Regions from separate parts of the Homo sapiens genome. Here region 1 is linked to region 2. A link is an interaction called in ENCODE POLR2A ChIA-PET data of the cell type or tissue named here. Cell type or tissue: OCI-LY7. All regions are shown on one strand. Each heading gives the region's core, and the rest is flanking DNA. Links, peaks and the distances in the headings are about the cores only. Region 1 has its middle 16 kb from the start of TRA2B. Region 2 overlaps FETUB (fetuin B).

Evidence for each region. ChIA-PET counts read pairs that join two places held together with the same protein. Peaks named below come from ENCODE experiments on the same cell type or tissue, not always from the same donor. Only the 100,000 strongest peaks of a DNase experiment are listed, where the experiment ranks them.
Region 1: POLR2A ChIA-PET joins it to region 2 with 17 read pairs; 2 of 35 experiments call an interaction of 5 or more read pairs at or near these places.

The regions. Positions count from the first base shown.
Region 1 is chr3:185,949,239-185,958,551 of GRCh38, forward strand. No RefSeq gene overlaps it. Among named protein-coding and RNA genes, the nearest start is that of TRA2B, 16 kb to the left of the region's middle. RefSeq lists enhancers at 1-740, 741-1,683, 3,598-4,121. In OCI-LY7, for the core only: CTCF peaks have their summits at 4,487 and 4,686; a DNase peak (open chromatin) is centred at 3,983.
Region 2 is chr3:186,651,533-186,660,845 of GRCh38, forward strand. FETUB (fetuin B) reads left to right here. Exons shown (of 7, transcript NM_014375.3): 7 at 731-1,609. The coding sequence ends at 1,099. All of the region lies in intron 1 of HRG-AS1 (HRG and FETUB antisense RNA 1), which reads right to left. Among named protein-coding and RNA genes, the nearest start is that of HRG-AS1, 9.4 kb to the right of the region's middle. RefSeq lists an enhancer at 6,095-6,614. In OCI-LY7, for the core only: CTCF peaks have their summits at 2,529 and 2,740 (motif pointing right); DNase peaks (open chromatin) are centred at 1,689 and 1,989; H3K4me3 peaks cover 1,639 bases; H3K27ac peaks cover 2,424 bases.

The DNA.
Region 1 (9,313 bases), core at 430-8,429, 700 kb before region 2:
ATCCCAGCACTTTGGGAGGTCAAGGCAGGCGGATTACCTGAGGTCAGGAGTTCGAGACCAGCCTGACCAACATAGTGAAACCCCATCTCTACTAAAAATACAAAAATTAGCCGGGTGTGGTGGCCCACGCCTGTAATCCCAGCTACTCGGGAGACTGAGGCAGGAGAATTGCTTGAGCCAAGGAGACGGAGGTTGCAGTGAGCTGAGATCGTGCCACTGCACTCCAGCCTGGCTGACAGAGCGAGACTCTGTCTCAAAAAAAAAAAAAAAAAAAGTAACACAGATATTCACAGACAACAGCAGTATGACAAGGTTAAAGGTCACATGACCAGTTATAAAAGAGTTTTCAATGCTGAACTAGTTAAAACCCTGCCTCCCATCCCCAGTCAGCCCAACCCTTCCTGATTAGTCTAGGGAGTCCTTAGAGAGATGCTTGCTTTCTCCTTTTGGCACTTCTCTACCACTGCCTGCCACTACCCTGGGAATTGGGGGCTCTAATTCAGACTGCGTGGCTTACTTCTAAGTGTCTTAACGGAGACTGTGCTGATATTGTTCTTCTATTTGATACCTGTCAGGCCTCTGAGCCCAAGCCAAGCCATCGCATCCCCCGTGACTTGCACGTATACGCCCAGATGGCCTGAAGTAACTGAAGAATCACAAAAGAAGTGAATATGCCCTGCCCCACCTTAACTGATGACATTCCACCACAAAAGAAGTGAAAATGGCCGGTCCTTGCCTTAAGTGATGACATTACCTTGTGAAAATCCTTTTCCTGGCTCATCCTGGCTCAAAAAGCTCCCCCACTGAGCACCTTGAGACCCCCACTCCTGCCCGCCAGAGAACAAACCTCCTTTGACTGTAATTTTCCTTTGCCTGCCCAAATATTATAAAACGGCCCCACCCCTATCTCCCTTCACTGACTCTCTTTTCGGACACAGCCCGCCTGCACCCAGGTGAAATAAACAGCCATGTTGCTCACACAAAGCCTGTTTGGTGGTCTCTTCACAGGGACGTGCATGAAAATACCCTCTCTATTAAGGATTTTTTTTTTTTAGGTACTTTTGTTGTAGCTCCTCTCAATTAAGTCTTTTTTTTTGAGACGGAGTCTCGCTCTGTCGCCCAGGCTGCGGTGCAGTGGCGCGATCTCGGCTCACTGCAAGCTCCGCCTCCTGGGTTCATGCCATTCTCCTGCCCCAGCCTCCCGAGTAGCTGGGACTACAGGCCCCCGGCACCACGCCCAGCTATTTATTTTTGTATTTTTTAGTAGAAACGGGGTTTCACAGTGTTAGCCAGGATGGTCTCGATCTCCTGAACTCCTGATCCGCCCGCCTCCGCCTCCCAAAGTGCTGAGATTACAGGCCTGAGCCACCGCGCCCGACCTTCTATTAAGTCTTAAACTGGCTACCAGTGTACTAGGAAATTTTGTTTGGTATAAGATATAGATCGTATTATTTTTCTCCATATAGATATCACCAGTTTTCCCAACATTGGGTATGAAATAACTTGTCCTTGGCTCCTCTGTGGTGCTACTTTTATTGTATATTTCCATATATGCACATGTCTATTTCTAAGCTCTCTACTCTTCCATTTGTCTACTTGACTGTGCCTGCAACAATATTGCTTAAAACATTTTATTACTAAGGCTTTATGGGCGTGTCATTAAAACTGGTAAGACGAGCCTCCCTTTGCAATTATCTTTTTGATGCGTCAGTTTGGTTAGTTGTTCAATGAAAATGAATCTAGGTGTTGCCAGGAAGGTATTTTGTAGATGTGATTAAAATCCATTACTCTGTTAAATTTAAGTGAGGGAACTTGTCCTAGATAAACTGGGTGTGCCTAATTCAATCAGTTTAAAGATCTAAAGAGCAGAGGTGGGGCTTCCCTAAGGAAGAAAAAATTAGTCCTGTGGACTGCAGAGTCCTGTCCCTGAGAATCCCAGCCTGCCTGTCCTGATACCCTGCTGTATGGATTTCAGACTTGTTGGGGGAAACCCACACAAATTCTGTGAGCCAATTTCTTGGAATAATTCTCTTAATATATATCTCCCATATAGGGAGGGTACTGTTTTTCTGTCTTAACGCCAATACACTTTCTTTATATTTTTTAAAAGATTGACTTAGTTATTTATGAAACTTTATTCTTTTAAATAAATTGTAGAGATGTTTATTGAGTTCCTCAAAAAATGTAAAATTTTGATTTTCTTTTTCTTTTTTTATTGATATATAATAGTTGTACATATTTTGGGGATCATATGGTATTTTGATAATTGCATACAATATGTAATGATCAAATTAGGGCAATTGGGATAGCCATCACCTCAATCATTTATCTTTCCTTTGTGCTGGGAACATTTCACATCTCTTCTAGTTATTTTGAAATATACAATAAATTATTATTAACTATAATTTTCCTACTGTACTGTATCGAATACTAGAACTTACTCCTTTTATCTAACTATATTTTGTTATCCCTTAACCAACTTGTCTTCAGCCCCCTCATCTCTTCCTCACCTCTGATAACCACTACTCTCTACCTTCATGAGAATGAGAATAACTTTTTTTTTTTAAACACGGTCTCACTCTTTCACCTAGACTGGAGTATAGTGGCGTGATCTCAGCTCACTCCAACCTCCGCCTCCCAGGCATGTCTTTCTATGCCTGCTTATTTCACTTAATATAAGGAACTGGATCTCCAGTTCCATTCATGTTGCTGCAAATGACATGATTTTATTATTTTTTATGGCTGATTAGTATTCCGTTGTGTATATATACCACATTAAAAAAAATCTATTCATCCACTGATGGATGCATAGGTTGTGGCCCTCTTGGAGCTTGTCTTTATTTAGAATTGTGATTTTTTTTTTTTTTTTGAGACAAGGTCTTGCACTGTTGCCCAGGCTGAGTACAGTGCATGATCACGGCTCACTGCAACCTCAGCCTCCCAGGCACAAGCATTCCTCCCACCTATCCTCCCAAGTAGCTGGTGATATGGGCAGGAGACAAGGAAATACTGGGTAGAAGAGGGCGGCTCCCTGGCAAAGGCCCTATCCTCAAGCCTGGATACCTGCAGCCCTAAATGAGAACAGGCATTTCTGTTTTTGTGTCCCAGAATTTGCCTTTTAGCCTGCCAGGTCCCCTATCCTGCCCCAATAGAAACCCCAAACCTCAGGCTCCAGAGGAGACCGGCAGAGCAGCAGAGCAGCAGACCAGCAGACCAGCAACAGCAGAACAACCAGGCAGAGAAAGGGAGAAGAGGCGGGACATCTGGATGCCGAGGGGAGTTTGGCCAGGGGCCGTTGGAGAAGAAGCCAGCTGCTGGAAGAGGCCAGCTGCTGGGAAGATCACTTTCCCACTCCATCCCCCCTTTCAGCTCCCCACTCATCTTGCTGAGAGCCACCTCCACCACTCAATTAAACCTTGCACGCAGCTGGGCACAGTGACACATGCCAGTAATCCCAGGACTTTGGGAGGCCGAGGTGGGCAGATCACCTGAGATCAGGAGTTTGAGACCAGCTTGGCCAATATGGTGAAACCCCGTCTCTACTAAAAATACAAAAATTAGCCTGGCTTGGTGGCAGGCACCTGTAATCTCAGCTACTTGGGAGGCTGAGGCAGGAGAATCACTTGAACCCGGGTGGCGGAGGTTGCGGTGAGCCGAGATTGCGCCACTGCACTCCAGCCTGGGTGACAGAGTGAGATTCCACCTCAAACAAACACACACACAAACAAACAAAACCTTGCACTCATCCTTGGAGCCTGTGTGTGATTCGATTTTTCTGGAACACTGGGCAAGAGCTCGGGATATGGAAGTCTGTTACACTGGCCCTCTGCCCTTGTGTTAAGAGCTGATTAACACTCAAGCCGTCTGCAGACAGCAAAGCTGAAAGAACTTGGTAACACTGGAGTTGCAGGCACCCACCCCTAGACACTACTGCAGGGCTGAGAGCCCAAAGCACTTGCCCTGGCCTCTGCACCTGCCTGTTTGCATGCTCCCCCTAGGGATTTGAGCTGCAAGGTGACGGAACAGGCAAGTTGCATCCCTGTCGCACATCCTGCAAGGGGAAATCAGGGAACTCTCCCACTTCCCTGGGACTATAGGTGCAAGCCACCATACCTGGCTAATTTTTCTGCATTTTTTTGTAGAGATAGGATTGCATCATATTGCCCAGGACGGTCTCGAACTCCTGGGCTCAAGCAATCTGCCCGCCTCAGCCTCCCAAAGTGCTGGGGTTACGGGTGACAGCCACCACGTCTGGCCTTATTTCTCTTTATAAATGAATTGTTGTTTTTTGAGCACTACCATTTTAGGCAGGAGGTGGGAGAAGATAAAGTGTGAGAGGCTGGTTGGGGTAGCAAACTAGGCTGATAGTGAAAAAAATGTGTTGAGAAATAACAGCAGTTAATTTCTTTTGAATGTGTCACATAGATTAAGTGGTTTAATTTTATTGAATCCTCACTACAACTATATGAGGTAAATACCATTATTACACCCATTTTACATAGATGAGGACATTGAAGCTGGGAGGAATAGTAAAACTTGCCCAAGGTCACAGCCTGTAGGTGGCAGAACTTGGTGTTAAACATTAAACCCAGGACTGTCATGCTCAGAAGCTTTAATCTTTATGATATACAGCCTTCCAGTTCAGAGTAAGCTGGGCTGAGCTAATTATACTTGGAAGTAAGAGATAAACGTAGGCAAACGATTATACAGCTGAATGTTAGGAGTCGAGAATCCTGCTCATTTTCTTCATTGGACAGACCCCAAAAGCAGACTTTTTTTTTTTTTTTTTTTTTGAGACGGAGTTTCGCTCTGTCGCCCAGGCTGGAGTACAGTGGCGCGATCTCGGCTCACTGCAAGCTCCGCCTCCCGGGTTCACGCCATTCTCCTGCCTCAGCCTCCCGAGTAGCTGGGACTACAGGCGCCCGCCACCACGCCCGGCTAATTTTTTGTATTTTTAGTAGAGATGGGGTTTCACTGTCTTAGCCAGGATGGTCTTGATCTCCTGACCTCGTGATCCGCCTGCCTCGGCCTCCCAAAGTGCTGGGATTACAGGCGTGAGCCACGGCGCCCGGCCCAAAAGCAGACTTCTTTCATCAAAGGGACCCTAAATAAACACCTTGACCTCAGCTCAACAAACTGTCAAACTTAAAAAAGGAAAAAAAAAAAAAAAGGGCATCATTGATGATGCTCTGCGAGCACAGTGCTTTTTTTTTTTAATGGTTTGTAAGTTTAGTGGGTTTGTCCTGGTAGAGATTAGCCTAGGTAAAAAGCCACAGCTTCTTGCTCGCAGTGTAAATGTTTATAGACTGGTGCTTGCTCATTTTAGCTTTTCTTGTTGAGTCACTTATACGTCTCATTTTTCCTTACAGATTATTTCAAAAATAAACTTTTTACTGAAGTTGAAGATACATATAGAAAATTACATACATCTTAACTGTAAAGCTGAATAAATTTTTACAAAATGAATGCACTCATGCAGTCAATACCCAGATTAAGAAATAGAACATTACTAGTCCTTCTGAAGTTCCCATTAAGCGTCTTTCAGTAACTTTCCATCAAAGTATCCATTATTCTGATGTCTACGCTGTGGATTAGTTTTTCCTGTGGTTGAGTTTTATAGAAATTGAATCATGTGCTATACACTCCTTTACTTTTTTTTGCTCAACATTATATTTGTGAGATTCTTCCAGGTTGTTGCGTGTTGCTAAAGTTAATTTATTCTTTTTGCTGTATGGTATGTCATTGTTTGACTATGCCACACTTTACCCTTCTAATCCTTAGAATTGGACGTTTGGGTTGCTTCCAACTTTTGGCTACCATAAGTAGTGTGGTCATGTCCTTGTAGACTTTTGATTTTTTTTTTTTTCAGTCAGCCTTTAAGATGTGCAGCTCATCATATCATGCTGTAATCAAGATGTGACAACAGTCATGTCATGTCATGCCACCCAGTCCTTTGGCTGTACCACCAATGTATTGCATAAAACCACTCGATTACTCTTAGGTAATATGTATGTGTGTACATGTTCATGTGTGTGTGTGTGCATGTACAGATTTTTTTTCCTTTACATCCTTGAATCACATTATATATGAAGTTCTCTATACTGCTGATGTAGCGGCTTCATTGTCTGGGGTAAATAGCTGGGATTTGTTGTCTCGCACCAAGATTAAAGACATGGACACACGCAAGGAGTCAGTTTAGGAGTAGAGGTTTAATAGGCAAAAAAAAGAGAAAGGAGAGCAGTTTCCTCTCTCTTACCAGACAGAGGGGCGTCTGAAAGGGAAAAGCTGGCCTGCGGTGGACCATAGCAGATTTTACAGGTAGGCTTGAGGAGGCAATGTATGATTTATGTAGGGCCCACAGATTGGTTTGACCAGGTGTGACATTTACCTAGCTTGTGGGGAAGGCTGGTCATCCCACCCTAATCTTATTATGCAAATGGGCTTTCCACTTGGCCAGTGCCATCTTGTCTGCTCCTTGCTGTATGCATGGCTGGCAAAGAGAAGGGAAGATGGATCTGCCATTTTGATCATGCGTAGTCCCAGGTAGCCTTTTCCTATTGGCACGACTGGCGACATTCACCTGTGCAAGTTTCCAGCTTGCTTGTCTATGTCTGCAGCTTGATTTTACAGGCTGCTCTTTGTTAGAGAAGAAAATGATGTTGGGGCTGCTTTTCATTAAAGGGAAAACATTACTAAGGACTTCCTTATCCTCACTATCTGCCTAAGTAATTTCTTTTTAACTCCTATGTCATTGATTCTGTATGACTTTGCATTGTGAGCATTTCTCACTTTATAAAAATTCCTGCAAAATGTAATTTTTAATGGAGATCTCTATCATTCTGTCTTATGGCTCTACCACAATTTATTTAACTAACCCCCTAATGGTTGATATTTAGCTTATCTGCAGTTCTTGTCAATACAAATAATGCTGTGGATAAACTACCTTGGATGTAAATCTTTGTCTCTTTTGCGCCTCTGCTTTGAATGGGACTGAAAATTCCCTGTATGGTTAGTGTGGGACTTGTAGTTTAGGGTAGCAGAGGCACTATATATCTTTCTTGTGACATATCTCGCTTTATTCCATTAGTATCTTCATCTTGGAAATGAGAACATACAGTTTCCCACTTACCTGGGCCCTCTGGATGTAGCTTGTCCAGGCCAGCCACTGCAACTTTGCCCTCAAGAAATGAACACTTGTGTATAACCAACTCTTTTAATCTTTACAACTCCAGAATTTACCTCTCAGTTTCATTGCGGTTTACAATTGTGGAGGAGGGAACTTAGAATTGCTTCCTCTTGGGAGAATAATCGGGCAGGAGCAGGAGATGTAAATGAAAGAGTAGAGGGACAGGTAAAGGGCAGAGGGGCTGTAGATCCATGATTTGCCCCTGTTTTGGGTCTGTATTCATTTCTGTTTGGCAACAAAGCTGAGGTATCATTTAGGTAACCGCTATTTTCAGTTTCCATCCATATGCTATTATAGTCCATTCATATGCCATTCTATTTCAACTGCTATTTTCTTTTTTTTTTTTTTGAGACGGAGTCTCGCTCTGTCACCCAGGCTGGAGTGCAGTGGCGCGATCTGGGCTCACTGCCAGCTCCACCTCCTGGGTTCATGTCATTCTCCTGCCTCAGCCTCCCGAGTAGCTGGGACTACAGGCGTCCGCCACCATGCACGGTTAATTTCTTTTTATTTTTGGTAGAGACAGGGTTTCACCGTGTTAGCCAGGATGGTCTCAATCTCCTGACCTTGTGATCCGCCCGCCTCGGACTCCCAAAGTGCTGGGATTAAAGGCGTGAACCACCGCGCCTGGCCTCAACTGCTATTTTCAATTCCATTCATATGCTATTATGAATATATGATTGGTGGAGTTAGGTTCCTGAGAAAGCTGAAGGGCGTGGAGGCAGAATTCAGAAACATGTTCATATCTTTCCTATTAAAATAATTACAGGGCCAGGCCTGGTGGCTCACATTTGTAATCCCAGCACTTCGGGAGGCTGAGGCAGGAGGATCACTTGATCTCAGAAGTTTGAGACCAGCCTGGGCAACGTGGCAAAACCCCGTCTCTACAAAAAATACAAAAATTAGCTGGGAATGGTGGTGCATGCCTGTAGTCCTAGCTACTCGGGAGGTTGAGGTGGGAGAATCACTTGAACCCAGGGGGCAGGGTTGCAGTGAGCTGAGATCATGCCACTGCACTCCAGCCCGGGCAACAGAGCAAGACTCCGTCTCAAAAAAAAATTCCACTTTATCTTGTAACCACAGTTCACTTGTCCTTCCTTCATGGCAGGGCTCTTCAAAGGAGGCATCTGCACTTGTATTCTTCACCTCCTCACCTCCCAAGATGTAGTTTCAATTCCAACCAGTCCAACTCTGAAGTCATTCCCCGTGACCCCTGCTCCTGCTCACCATTCCCCATCCAGTTGGCAGAGTCATTTTTTTAGCCCTTTTTCTTCCTTACTTTCCCTTTCTCCACATCCAATCAATCATGAAGACCTTCTCAGTTTACCTCTTAAATTTCTTTCACTTTACTCCCATTGTCACCACCTGTAATAATTTGCTATGGCTGCCATAACAAAGTACCGCCAAGTTAGTGGCGTAAGTAACAGAAACGTATTGTCCCATTGTCTCTTGTTGGTTGGAAGTCGAGGTGTTGGCGGGGTTGGTTCCTTCTGGGGGCTACGAAGGAAGGCTCTGCTTCAGCCCTTTCTCCTTGGCTGGTAGATAGCCAGCTTCATGATCATAGGTGTTCTCCCTGTATCTTCACATTGCCTTTCCCCAGTACCTATCTGTGTCTCAATTTCCCCTTTTACCAAGGATACCAGTCATATTGGATTGGGACCCACCCTAATTATTTCATTTTACCTTGATTAGCTTTGTAAAGATCCTATCTCCAGGCCAGGCATGGTGGCTCACGCCTGTAATCCCAGCAGTTTGGGAGGCCGAGGCGGGCGGATAACTTGAGGGCAGGAGTTCAAGACCAGCCTGGCCAACATGGTGAAACCCTGTCTCTATCAAAAATGCAAAAAATTAGCCAGGTGTGGTGGTGCACACCTGTATGCCCAGCTGCTTGGGAGGCTGAAGCAGGAGAATCACTTGAACCTGGGAGGCAGAGGTTGCAGTGAGCCAAAATTGCACCACTGCACTCCAGCCTGGGCAACAGAGCAAGACTCTGTCTCAAAAAAAAAAAAAAAAAAAGAACCCTATCTCCAAATGAGGTCACATTCTGAGGTACTGGGGATGAGGACTTCACCATGGATTTTGTTGGTGGAGGGAGGACACAATACAACTCCTGACGCTGCCTCTGTTCAA
Region 2 (9,313 bases), core at 831-8,830:
GCTGGCTTGGATGTGATTCAAGCCTCTGAGACATTAAATTCAGCGTCCCAAAGAAACCTTACCTCAAGCCACAGGGAGAAGTTATTTCCATGAAAATATTCAATCCCTTTCCAGAAGTGTTTATTGCGCACTTATTATAAGGTAGCCTGGTATATTTGAGAGGCAGTTTATATTTGAGGTGTATTTGTGCCTGGTATATTTGAAGCAGTTGAAACAGGACACTTGGGATCCAGTTTTGCTCTGGTACCTGTGAGCTGTGTAACAGGCACACACTTACCTGTTCGAGTTTTGGTTGCCTCATTTATAAAATGGGATTGCGACACTGCATCATTCAGATCCCTGTGAGAAGCAAGTGAAAGGACCTGAATGAAGGGTGCTGTACAAGGCCTGGTGCAGAATAAACAAGCAAGGAAAGGCACCTGCTGCTTCCACTACTGGGAACAGAAAGAGAGCTTGCTGGAGACTTCGAGTGAGTCATTGAACCTCTCTGGGCCATTATTCAGCTCTGAAATTGTGAGACTTACAGTCTCACAGTCAAGCTTCTACAGGTCCTGGTTCCCCCTGGCCCTTATCTGTTTTGTTTTTTAACCCTTTCACCAGGAGGCCCATCCCTCTACCTAGTCTCCCTTTGAAATGTTCCAACAGAAAGGCACAGATCAGCTTAGGCTGGTACTAGGCATGGGAGGACTTTCCCTGTGGAACTCTACATTCAAAAATGTTCTCATTCCAGGCTCCAGCCACTGGAAGTGAAAACTCTGCTGTTAACCAGAAACCTACAAACCTTCCCAAGGTGGAAGAATCCCAGCAGAAAAACACCCCCCCAACAGACTCCCCCTCCAAAGCTGGGCCAAGAGGATCTGTCCAATATCTTCCTGACTTGGATGATAAAAATTCCCAGGAAAAGGGCCCTCAGGAGGCCTTTCCTGTGCATCTGGACCTAACCACGAATCCCCAGGGAGAAACCCTGGATATTTCCTTCCTCTTCCTGGAGCCTATGGAGGAGAAGCTGGTGGTCCTGCCTTTCCCCAAAGAAAAAGCACGCACTGCTGAGTGCCCAGGGCCAGCCCAGAATGCCAGCCCTCTTGTCCTTCCGCCATGAGAATCACACAGAGTCTTCTGTAGGGGTATGGTGCGCCGCATGACATGGGAGGCGATGGGGACGATGGACAGAGACAGAGCGTGCACACGTAGAGTGGCTAGTGAAGGACGCCTTTTTGACTCTTCTTGGTCTCAGCATGTTGACTGGGATTGGAAATAATGAGACTGAGCCCTCGGCTTGGGCTGCACTCTACCCTGTACACTGCCTTGTACCCTGAGCTGCATCACCTCCTAAACTGAGCAGTCTCATACCATGGAGAGATGCCTCTCTTATGTCTTCAGCCACTCACTTATAAAGATACTTATCTTTTCAGCAGTATATATGTGCTGAAATCTCAGCATGAAAGCATTGCATGAGTAAAGATACTTTCCCTAACACCGGGAGGCGTGAGCAACTAATGCCCAGCACAGTTTCAGTCCCTAAATTCCCTTTAATTCCAGGACAGGTATTAGCTGCGTAGGGCCCATACCATTTCCAACCCTCTACCTCTTTTCATCTGTCTGGAAGTCTCCAGGTCTCAACAGTGGGGTAATTCACTTAGAGCTGGAGGCACATAGAAGGGAAGTGCACATGTGGCCTGTGCTAGACACTGTGGGAGCAGCAGACCGTGACAGTTCTCATCACTGTTACAATTTCTCTAGGACAGTTAGAGGAGGGCTCATCACAGCATTCAATTACAGTCTACGTTTTCCTTCTTTCAAACACTGCAGGGCCAATTTCCCCTCATTCAGTGATACCTATGTGCACACGCACACATGCACAGCAGATAAGACTTTGGACATTTTGACAGAGAATTTGCAGATGCAGCTATTGTCCTCTATCTTGGTGGCTGTTAGAAGAGGCACACAGGCCTCAGCATAATTTGCATAAGAGACGTAGACAATGTTCACACTCTGTTCCTCTTATCTGCTTCTCATAAGAAGGAAGTGATTATGTGGGGGTGTCATGTGGGGTCTTACACCGTGTTGGTCAGGGTCTGAAAGAAGCAGAATTGTACTCAGGTGGCTCAACTAAAAAGACTTCAGTTGGCTCAGCGTGCTGGCTCATGCTTGTAATCCCAGCACTTTGGGAGGCTGAGGCGGCCAGATCACCGGAGGTCAGGAGTTTGAGACCAGCCTGGCCAACATGGTGAAACCCTGTCTCTACTAAAAATACAAAAATTAGCCGGGCATGGTGGTACATATCTGTAATCCCAGTCACTCGGGAGGCTGAGGCAGGAGAATCGCTTGAACCTGGGAGGTGGAGGCTGCAGTGAGCTGAGATAATGCCACTGTTCGCCACCAGCATGGGTAACAGAGCTAGACGCCATCTCAAAAAAAGAAAAAGACTTCAGTGAAGGGACCTTTAGTGAAGGCTTGTTGCCCAGGCTAAGGGAAGGCCAAGGGATGCTGAGGCACCTGGACAGCCTTTGCCACCCGAGGCTGAGCAGGAGCAGGAGTGGCTAGCTTCCCCGCTCTGTTGGAACTATCCTGTGGAGAAGCCGCCCTGCAGAAGCCGCCCTGGTGGAGGGATGCAGCCCCTGCAGAACCCGGTGCTGGAACGAGAAGGAGCAGGGAATAAGCACCCTCCCCTCTCCCTCCCTTCCTGTTTCCTTCCAATCTCCTCCTCCCAATGGCTCTTTGAACTCAATGGTAAACTAGCCAGCAGGGAGAGCCTGGGTTATTCAATTCCCTGGAGCCAGCCTGGGAGACAAGACCAGGCAGAGAAAATCAAAGGATGGGCCTGAGGCAAACAGAGAGAAACCATTAGGAGCCTTAGCTGGGGTTTCCCAAGGGGTGTTCTATAAGGCCCTTCTCTACTGGTAAAAGGATGGGGAAGGGCCTCAGACTTTGTTTCTCCTTCTATCTACCACCTCCTTTGTCTTTCCATGGCTTAATTCGTGAAAAACTAGATTGTTCCCATGCTTGCCACTTCCCCACCACCTCTTCATTCCTTAGGTCACAGTAATGTGAATCTATCTCTTTTCCCATAACCCACTGACTTGGTGTTCCCTAACAATCTTTTATTTTAAATTAAAAAAAAAATTTCTGTTCACTTTTACTTACACTTTCAAGCATCTGGCAATGCTGACTTTGCTTGCTCTTCAGATTTTTTCAAGGAGATTGTGTCCCACAGCCTCCAGGTTTTTCTTCTAGCTTTCTGACCACTCCCCCTCATATCCCACCTTGGGCTCCTCTTCTCTGGCTCATCTCTTAGATGCTGTTTCTCTGGCTTTCAGTCCTTGATCTTTTTTTCTTACTCTGCAGACTCAGTGCAGACAAGCTAATCTGCATCCTTGTCAATAGTTGCAAAATGCTGCATTTATTACTGATCTGAGGCTGTTGTGTTCAAGTCATCAGTAGTTTGCAAATTGCTAACACTAATCTTCTACGACAAAATTTCAGGAGCTGAGTATTTCTAGTTATACAATATTAAGAGTTACCTCAGCTGAATGTTTAAAAAGAACATATTCAACAATAGGAAAATGAGCAACCCAATTTAAAAATGGGCAAAACATTTAAAAAAAATGAGATCGTGTCTTTCGCAGGAACATGGATGGAGCTGAAGGTTATTATCCTTAGCAAACTAATGCAGGAACAGAAAACCAAATATCGCATGCTCTCACTTATAAGTGGGAGCTAAATAATGAGAACACATGGACACATAGAGGGAAACAACACACACTGGGACCTACTCAAGGGTGGAGGGTGGGAGGAGGGAGAGGGTCAGAAGAAAATGACTGTTTGGTAGTAGGCTTAGTACTTGCCTGACAAATAATCTGTACTACAAACCCCTGCGACATGAGTTTACCTATATAACAAATGTGCACATGTACCCATTAACTTAAGATAGAAGTTAAAAAAAATAAAAATAAAAATGGGCAAAAGATTTAAACCTCACCAAAAAAAAAAAAAAGGTAAGTGAACATCTGAAATTCTGAACTTCAGTGAACTTCATATGTCATCAAAGAAATGCAAATTATAACAACGAGATATCACTACATATCCGTCAGAATGGCCAAAATCCAGAACACTGACAATACTAAATGGTAGCAAGGATATGGAGCAAAAGGAACTTCTCATTCATTGCTGCTGGGAATGCAAATGGTACAGCCACTTTGGAAGACAGTTTGGCAGTTACTTTCAAAACTTAACATACTCTTATCATATGCTCCAGTAGTCACACTCCTTGGTATTTACCCAAATGATCTGAAAACTTATGTCCATAGAAAAACCCACACATGAATATTCACAGCACATCTGCTCATAATTGCTAAAATTTGGAAGCAACAAACTGTCCTTCACCAGGTGAGTGGATAAGTAAATCCTGACAATGGAATATTATTTGGCACGAAAAAGGAATATGAATATCGAGCCACAAAAAGACATGGAGGAAACTTAAATACATATTACTGAGTGAAAGAAACCAATCTGAAAAGATTAACTACTGTATGGTTCCAACTATATGACATTTGGAAAAGGCAAAATTATGAAGACAGTAAAAAGATCACTGGTTGCCAGTGGTTAGCAAGGAGACAGGGATGGACTATGTGGAGCACAGAGGATTTTTAGTCAGTGAAACTATTCTGTATGCTACTACAATGGTGGATACATTTCATTATACATTTGTCAAAACCCATAGATGTACAACATCAAGGATGCATGCTGATGTAAGCCATGGACTTTAGGTTATAACTATGTGTCAGTGTAAGTTCATCGGTTGTAACAAATGTGCTGCTAGTGTTCAGAGGTTTATAGCAGGGGAGGCTGTGAGCGTGAGGGGCAGATGTAGGGACTACATAGGAACTCTATACTCGCCACTCAGCTGTACTGTCAACCTAAAACTGCTCTAAAAATTAAAGCCCATTTTTAAAGTAAATTAACAAAATGGATACATTAAGCCTGATAAAAACTGCATTTTCTTTAAAAAGTGACTCCTATTACAAAAAAATTAAATGTCATAAAATTCTGTCAACCAGTCTAGTGATTCTCAAAGACATAGTCAGAGATTTACAAAGAGGTCCACTGTAGCATTACTTATAAGAACAAATAATTGGAAACAATATACATGGCCAAAAATTGGGGAATGTTGAATACATTAACACGTACATAACATCCAATATTATGTAACCTCAAAAATAATCTTTCTGAAGAATATTTAATGATCTGAGAAAGTCCTCATGGTATAACCTTAAGGGAAAATACAATATTTAAGCCATATATAACAAGGGATTTTTAAAAGTCCTTCTCTTGGGAAAGAGTTTGGGAGGTAAAGAATGGAGGAAAGAGACTTAATTTTTATTTTACAATATTCTAAAATATTGTTTGCTTTTTTACTTTGTGCAGGGATTGTGTTTATGACTAAAAACTGTATACTTAAAATAACAAAATTTTAAAATCCTATAAAAACACAAAAACATTTATAAAGCTTATATGGTTTCTATTAATACCTGAAAAAAATAGAGGTTATAAGTAAATACATGCTCAACTACAGTGGAGGGAAAGAAACACCTGTATGTACAGAATAATTCTAATGATGCAAAACATATATATTACATATATTCAAATAGCAAAAAGTGTATGAAGCAATTATGCATTATAAATAGTTGGTTTTCCTTATGGTTGTAGAATTAGAGGTGAATTTTCTTTATGCTTTTCGTATTTTCCATATTTTTTGCAAAAAGCATGTGTTCTATTATGAGTCAAAAAGGTTTAAAGAATAAAAATTCTGTTAGCTAACTCTTTTTTCTGATACAATGGTCAGGACACACAGAAATAACCTAAATGCAGAATGAAAATGTGAAGACGGCAGGGCGCAGTGGCTCATTCCTATAATCACACCACTATGGGAGGCTGAGGCGGGTGGATCACCTGAGGTCAGGGGTTCGAGATCAGCCTGACCAATATGGTGAAACCTTGTCTCTACTAAAAGTACAAATTTTAGCCAGGCGTGGTGGTGGGCACCTGTAGTCCCAGTACTCAGGAGGATGAGACAGAAGAATTGCTTGAAACTGGGAGGTGGAGGTTACAGCAGTGAGCTGAGATGGCACCACTATACAACAACCTAGGCAACAGAGCAGGTGAGACTTTGTCTCAAAAAAAAAAAAAGAAAGAAAAGAAAAGGTAAAGATGAAGATTCTACCTGCCCAGTCTGCCCAGATAGTGTCAGGCCTCTGAGCCTAAGCTAAGCCATCATATCCCCTGAGACCTGCACATACACATCCAGATGGCCGGTTCCTGGCTTAACTGATGACATTCCACTACAAAAGAAATGAAAATGGCCTGTTCCTGCCTTAACTGATAGCATTATCTTGTGAAATTCCTTCTCCTGGCTCATCTTGGCTCAAAAGCTCCCCTACTGAGCACCTTGTGACCCCTACTCCTGCCTGCCAGAGAACAACCCCTCTTTTTCCTTTACGTACCTAAATCCTATAAAATGGCCCCACCCCATCTCCCTTCACTGACTCTTTTTGGACTCAGCCCACCTGCACCCAGGTGATTAAAAGATTTATTGCTCAGACAAAGCCTGTTTGGTGGTCTCTTCACACGGACACACATGAAATTTGCTGCCGTGACTCGGATCAGGGGAACTCCCTTGGGAGATCAATCCCTAGTCCTCCTGTTCTTTGCTCCGTGAGAAAGATCCACCTACGATCTCAGGTCCTCAGGCTGACCAGCCCAAGAAACATCTCACCAATTTCAAATCCCGTGAACAGCCTCTTTTTACACTCTTCTCCAACCTCCCTCACTATCCCTCAACCTCTTTCTCTGTTCAATCTTGGTGCCACACTTCAATCTCTCCCTTCTCTTAATTTCAATTCCTTTCATTTTCTGGTAGAGACAAAGGAGACATGTTTTATCCATGGACCCAAAACTCCAATGCCGGTCGTGGACTAAGAAAGGCAGCCTTCCCTTGGTGTTTAATCATTGTGGGGATGCCTCTCTGATTATTCACTCAGGTTTCAGAGGTGTCAGACCACGCAAGGACACCTGCCTTGGTCTTTCACCCTTAGCGGCAAGTCCCGCTTTTCTAGGGGAGGGGCAGGAACCCCGACCTCTTATCTCTGCACCCCGATCCCTTATTTCCATGCCCCAACCTCTTATTTCTGTGCCCCGATCCCTTATTTCCGTGCCCCGACCTCTTATCTCTGCGCCTCAACCCCTTATTTCCGTGCCCTGACCCCTTCTCTGCTTTTCTGGAGGGCAAGAACCCCCCAACCCTTCTCCATGTCTCTACTCTCTTTTCTCTGGGCTTGCCTCCTTCACTATGGGCAAGCTTCCACCTTCCATTCCTCCTTCTTCTTCCTTAGCCTGTGTTCTCAAGAGCTTAAAACCTCTTCAACTCTCACCTGACCTAAAATCTAAGCGTCTTATTTTCTTCTGCAATGCCGCTTGACCCCAATACAAACTCGACAGTACTTCCAAATAGCCAGAAAACAACACTTTCAATTTTTCCATCCTATAAGATCTAAATAATTCTTGTCGTAAAATAGGCAAACGGTCTGAGGTGCCTGATGTCCAGGCATTCTTTTACATATCGGTCCCTCCCTGGTCTCTGTTCCCAATGCAACTCGTCCCAAATCTTCCTTCTTTCCCTCCCGCCTGTCCCCTCAGTCCCAACCCCAAGCGTTGCTGAGTCTTTCCAGTCTTCCTTTTCTACAGACCCATCTGACCTTTCCCCTCCTCCCCAGGCTGCTTGTCACCAGGCCGAGCTAAGTCCCAATTCTTCCTCAGCCTCTGCTCCTCCACCCTATAATCCTTCTACCATCTCCCCTCCTCACAGCCGTTCCGGCATACAGTTTAGTTCTGTGACTAGTTCTTCCCCACCTGCCCAACAGTTTCCTCTTAGAGAGGTGGCTAGAGCTGAAGGCATAGTCAGGGTACATGTACCTTTTTCTCTATCACGCCTCTCTCAGATCAGTCAGTGTTTAGGCTCTTTCTCATCAGACCCCACTAAATGTATACAGGAATTCTGATATCTAACTCTGTCCTACAAGTTAACCTGGAGTGACTGAAATGTCATCCTAACTTCTACCCTCTCCCCAGATGAACGGGAAAGAGTTTTTTCTCTAGCCCAATCTCACGCTGATAACCGCCGGCTTCACGAGCCAGACCTCCAGGAAGGCATTAGAGCAGTTCCCCGAGAAGATCCCCAATGGAACTATCAGACAAATTCCCCAGGTATAGCTAGGTGAGATTACATGATTCCTGCCTACTTGAAAGGCTTAAAAAGGCAGCTTACAAAGCTGTTAATTATGACAAGCTTGAAGAGACTACCCAAGGTAGAGACGAAAACCCAGCCCAGTTCATGGCCGGCTTAGCAGCAACCTTTGGACGCTATACCGCCCTAGACCCAGAAGGGCCAGAAGGCCGCCTTATTCTTAACATGCATTTTATCATCCAATCCACTCCTGACATTAAGAAAAAACTTCAAAAATTAGAATCTAGCCCTCAAACCCCACAACAGGAATTAATCAATCTTGCCTTCAAGGTGTACAATAATAGAGAAGAAGCATCCAGACGGCAACGCGTTTCTGAGTTACAATTACTTGCCTCTGCTGTGAGACGAGACCCAGCCACACCTCCAGCATAGGAGAACTTCAAAATGCCTCAGCCGCACACGCCTAAGCCGCAGCAGTCAAGCATTCCTACAGGACTTCCTGCATCAGGATCTTGCTTCAAGTGCCAGAAATCTAGCCACTAGGCCAAGGAATGCCCACAGCCCAGGATTCCTCCTCAGCCGTATCCCATCTGTGTAGGACTCCACTGAAAATCAGACTCTTCAACTCACCTGGCAGCCACTCCCAGAGCCCCTGGAACTCCGGCCCAAGGCTCTCTGACTGACTCCTTCTCACATTTTCTCAGCTTAGCAGCTGAAGACTGACGCTGCCCGATCGCCTTGGAAGCCCCGTAGGCCATCACGGACGCCAAGCTTGAAGTAACTCTCAGAGTAGAAAGTAAGTCCGTCCCCGTCTTAATCAATACGGAGGCTACCCACTCCACATTACCTTCTTTCCAAAGGCCTGTTTCCTTTGCCTTCATAACTGTTGTAGGTATTGGCAGCCAGGCTTCTAAACCTCTTAAAACTCCCCAACTCTGGTGCCAACTTAGACAGTACTCTTTTAATCACTCCTTTTAGTTACCCCCACCTGCCCAGTTCCCTTATTAGGCCGAGACACTTTAACTAAATTATCTGCTTCCCTGACTATTCCTGGGCTACAGCCACACCTCATTG